Linked DNA regions of Homo sapiens: region 1 is linked to region 2. Evidence: read pairs that join two places in POLR2A ChIA-PET (ENCODE). Cell type or tissue: CD4-positive, alpha-beta T cell. All regions are shown on one strand.

Region 1 (2,500 bases), 2.0 Mb after region 2:
GCCCCCTGCCCACCCCTATCTGAAGCTACTCCCTGTGTTGGAGGAGCTGATTTTTAAGACAGGCAGTTTCTGAAGACGAGACATTTTCACTGGTAAGAAAAGGGCCAGGGAAGATTTGTTACTTGCTCATTCCGGGCTGGGGAGCCTGCTCTTTCATTTCTGCAGCTCTGCTGGTATCATCCAAAAATGCTTCCATTTGCTCTCATTTAAGAGAAATGCATGCAAATCACAAAAGGCAAAGCAAGCACGGTCAGTGAAGCTCAGCCATGGCCTGCGGGCTTCGTTTTGAAACCACCTCCAGCCACATGGAGGTGGTCAGCCTCTTTTAGACACCAAACCATTCTGGGTCACATTTTGTATGTTTGCACAATCTGTTCCCTATTTTAAAAATTATACAGGCTGCGCGCAGTGGCTCACGCCTGTAATCCCAGCACTTTGGGAGGCCAAGGTGGGAAGATTGTTTGAACTCAGGAGTTTGAGCCCAGCCTGGGCAACATGGTGAAACCCCATCTCTACAAAAAAATTACAAAATGTTATCCGGGCATTGTGCTGTGCACCTGTGGTCCCAGTTACTTGGATGAATTGAGCCTGGGAGACAGGAGGATGGCTTAAGCCTGGGAGATGGAGGCTGCAGTGAGCTGAGATAGCACCACTGCACTCCAGCCTGGGAGACAGGGCAAGACCCTGTCTCAAATATGTGTGTATATAATGTGTCCCTTTATATATATGTATGTATGTATGTAACATGCACCTGTATATAAATATGTGTATTGTATACATGTATATATAGGGGCATGTTATATATACACACACACACACACGCACGCACACACACACACACACATATATACATATACATGTATATATACAAGCACATATATATGTATGTGCATGTGTGTATGTGTGTGTGTGTGTGTGTGTATATATATATACATATGCACTTTAAATTGACACAACTCTCTTGAGTTTGATGCTGTCACTTCTTGAAAAGAAGTTGAGAATGGCAACATGGCTTGTGGTTTTCTTGGATGTCGGGTACAACAGAGTCTTCCGCCCTCTACTCCTTCCTCTGCAGGATGTGGGAGAGCGTTGAGCAGGTGCAGGTGGTGGGGCAGGAGATCTGCATGCCAGGAACAGAAAGTTCCTGGAGACCAAGGCTCCAGGTCAGTTCGCAAAAAGAAAAAAGAAAGAAAAGAAATCACCCAAGTACCGACTCAATATTTGCTCCCTATTTGTCACAAATCCCAAAACAATTAGCGAGCACTTATTGAGAGCACGGTTTCTCTTTGTTTTCCAGCAAACTCTCATGGGTGTGCCTCTTATTTACATTCTGTGACTAAAAGCCCTTAAGGATGAAGCTAGTTTGCAAATTTGCTAAGCATGCAGTCAGCGAATATGCAGGGTGTCCGATCATTATTCTTAACAAGCTCGTCATCTTCCTGTGGCCAAACCAGCTCTGAAATTCTCCCCACCCAACCACTATTGCAAACATCTGGCAGAGCTCCGTGCCTTGCAGACTGTCACCCATTTATGGGACAAAGGGACAAAGAGCAGCTGGGGTCCCCAAATGCCCTGCCAATTTCCATAATTACTGAGCCATCCAAGTTTCTCCGCTCCCTTGGAAATATTCACTTACTTTATATTATCTACGATCTACCAACTCATTTCAACACAACTTAGCTAGGCACTACTTAATATTCAAGTGCTCCCACAAAGCTGCATGTACATATATCCTTAAATTTTTAAGTCCAAATCACCGAGAAAGGCACTATTTAAAAGAGCTTGAAGGCAGAATCTTTAATACATCAGTAAGTGCTTTCTATAGCACAGCCATTCCCTAATTTATGTCTCTGGGTTTATTGATGACAGGTCATACATCTAAAAAAAACAAATCTACGGAGATGCTAAGGCAAACTCTATTCTCTCTTGAGCATCAGATAAGACAAGGGGGAAAATATTTTTCTAAAATGATATGTAAATAGGAGTTGTTTTATTACAAGAAGGAAAGGAATTCCACTGCAGCCTGCATGAGCCACTCCATCTGCACATCCTAAGGAGTCCTCCCTGCCCTCTTCTTCCAGCTGTGTTTGTTAGTCTGGTCCAATAAATCTCAACTCGGGCTGCATATGAAGCCACCTGGGGAGACTTTTTTTTTTTTTTTTAATGATGTCTGGACCCCAGTCCCAGAGAGCCTGATTTAATCCATCTGGAATAGACCCAGGTGGTTTTAACATGCCGCCAAGCCTCCAGAAGCCCCGGCTGTCATCAAAGCTGCTAAGTCACTGTGGATCCATCACCTAACCCAGAACAAATGGAGACAACTAAGAAGTCAATGCGTTTTTAGCTCCAAGTCTCCCTGAATTTTGCATGCGGGATATGATGAGAGGGGCTCCACACTGTTGTCTGTGCCTGCTTATTTTGGGAGTCAGAGTATATTCTAGGAAAGCGATCGTGGGCTGGCTACTCCTCAGTCATTGCTTATTAATTTTCGGTTATTTAC
Region 2 (2,500 bases):
CATGCCTGTAGTCCCAGCTACTCGGGAGGCTGAGGGAGGAGAATCCCTTGAACCCTGGAGGCGGAGGTTGCAGTAAGCCAAGGTCATGCCACTGCACTCCAGCCTGGGTGACAGAGTGAGACTCTGTCTCAAAAAGAAAATAAGAAGAAAATATACTCTGAGTATACCTAATGGTTTATTCTCTTTTATTGTTGAATCCACTATTTACATTTCTTTCTTTCTTTTATGTATTAGACTGGACTAGGAAAGGTTTACAGATCTAAATAAGGAATGAGGAGTGTTATTATCATTGTATTGCCATGACCACAAACTGCGGGGCCTCTCGCCCTTGCCCTCCCCCCTGTGGTTTTGAGGGTAGGAAGCCTTACCATAACCCAGTTCCTGATCATGCCGCCTCCCTGCCGCTTACCTGGTCAGGCCTCTTCGCTGTCCCTACCTACCCCAGGCCTCTGTGTTTGCTGCTCCGTCTGCCCAAAGCTCTTTCCCTTGGTAGCCCTTGGCTATGTCCCTCACTTCCTTCAGGTGTCTGCTGTCTTCTCAGCGCGGTGTTTCATGAATATCCACAATAGTGCACCCTGCCACTCCATTGCCTTACCTGTATTTCCCTGCATGGCACTTTGCACGGCCTGATACTATATTTCCCTCGGTTTGTCAGTTGGCTGCCTGCCCCTGAATGCAGGCTCCCAAGAGGGCAGTGGCTTTGTGTCCTTTGCTGCTAGGCCCATGTTGTTGTGAACAGTGCCTGGCACTTAATAGACACAGACTAAATACTTGATGAATTAATGGGAGGATGAATTCACCAGATTCCCTCTTGTGGGTGACTCTACACAAGATGGCATTTACTCGCCAGGTGTCCGGCTCCCTTCAAAAGACAGAGAATGATGGCTGGTTTCGTTGTAGCTTGACTCAGTGGCACACCCTGTGCCTGACACCCAGTTGACAGATGTGTAGGGAACAAAATTATGACGGGATGGCCACACAGTTGGCTGTTTGTACTCATTGCTGCCAGCTGTCTCCCAGAACAGTCATCTGCTCTGTAGGGGGAGAAACAGGGACATGAAAAGCCCTGGAAGGTTGTCAGGAAGCAATTTTAAATTTCTAATATGTAAACATCGGGGCTTTGGCATATTTTGAACCATTTTGATGATAGGAATGGAGGTGGTAGGAGCCACCCTGATTAAGTTCTTGTTGAGAATAAACTGGTGCACCAGACATTTACATAGGCTGAATCAATGTTGATGGCAGCCGTGTTTTTAATCCATGGGCCTAAAACAGTGTCCCTCATACCTGTCTCTTGCTGAGGCCCCTGTCGCAGGTGAGCCATGTCTGACTTCCGAGCCTTCCATCGACTGCTCAGTCCACGTCTTCAGCCCTATTTCCCAAGCTTACCTAGTGAGTCCTCCTTGACTCAGGCTGGTTCCTCCATTGTTTCTGCCACCTGCAGGCCATTGGTGCTCCTTGAATACCCTGTGGTGTCATCGCTGACTCGTGCCTCCAGGGCTTTCCCGCTCTGACGGCTCTGTGTTTCCTATTGCTTCATATAGCTTGCTTCTGAATTAGCATGCGATATGTGACACTCATATGTTATGTATCTTGGTTTAGTTTTTACAGAAAGATGAAAGACTCTTAAAAGGGATCTTGGAGTTGTTCTTGTACATCTTTTATATCTCCTAAGCCTTTGATGGGCACTTGTTCCAAATGGGAAAGAAAAAAAAGATGAAAAAAAAAATAAGCCACCCAGAATGCAGATGGGACAAACTGTTGGTGTTAGAGCATGGTGGTCACCCAGGCCTAGAGTGTGGGGTACACAAGGACCACTGAACTAAAACTCTCTGATGGTCTGGATCAGGCTATTGAGTAGAGCAACGGGTTGTAGAGTGCCTGGCACGCAGGTTGCAATGAGATTGGGGAAGCAAGGGTTGTGCGTTTGTTAATTCAGAGATTGTATGAAAATGGAAAGAATTAGGAGGAGGTTGAGGTTTATACTAGTATTATTCTCTCCACATTTAGAGAAGGCTCTTACAGTTCCTTTAATCCAATACTACACAAAAAAGTCCTCTGAGAGGCCGGGCGCGGTGGCTCACGCTTGTAATCCCAGCACTTTGGGAGGCCAAGACGGGCGGATCACGAGGTCAGGAGATTGAAACCATGGTGAAACCCCGTCTCTACTAAAAATACAAAAAAAAAAAAAAAATTAGCCAGGCGCGGTGGCTGGCGCCTGTAGTCCCAGCTACTCGGAGAAGGCTGAGGCAGGAGAATCACGTGAACCCAGGAGGCGGAGCGTGCAGTGAGCCGAGATTGCGCCACTGCACTCCAGCCTGGGTGACAGAGGGTGACTCCATCTCAAAAAAAAAAAAAAGTCCTCTGAAAACTGAGTGAGAAGCTGCGGGCTTATAGGACTGAAGTTTGGTGCTGAAATTGCTTAGGGGACCCTTTTCAGTTGCCTCCTCTTTTTTTTTTTTTTGTAAGAGAACCGGGGGATTTAAATCTCCCTGGTATG

What was found. ChIA-PET counts read pairs that join two places held together with the same protein. Peaks named below come from ENCODE experiments on the same cell type or tissue, not always from the same donor. Only the 100,000 strongest peaks of a DNase experiment are listed, where the experiment ranks them.
Region 1: POLR2A ChIA-PET joins it to region 2 with 8 read pairs; 1 of 35 experiments calls an interaction of 5 or more read pairs at or near these places.

Annotation. Positions count from the first base shown.
Region 1 is chr10:12,587,211-12,589,710 of GRCh38, reverse strand. All of the region lies in intron 2 of CAMK1D (calcium/calmodulin dependent protein kinase ID), which reads right to left. Among named protein-coding and RNA genes, the nearest start is that of MIR4480, 9.7 kb to the right of the region's middle. RefSeq lists an enhancer at 1,331-1,400. In CD4-positive, alpha-beta T cell, no CTCF peak of the experiment used is centred here; a DNase peak (open chromatin) is centred at 1,060; H3K4me3 peaks cover 748 bases.
Region 2 is chr10:14,559,433-14,561,932 of GRCh38, reverse strand. All of the region lies in intron 2 of FAM107B (family with sequence similarity 107 member B), which reads left to right. Among named protein-coding and RNA genes, the nearest start is that of MIR1265, 120 kb to the right of the region's middle. RefSeq lists an enhancer at 2,296-2,500. In CD4-positive, alpha-beta T cell, no CTCF peak of the experiment used is centred here; DNase peaks (open chromatin) are centred at 362, 1,482 and 2,272; H3K4me3 peaks cover 1,371 bases; H3K27ac peaks cover 2,210 bases.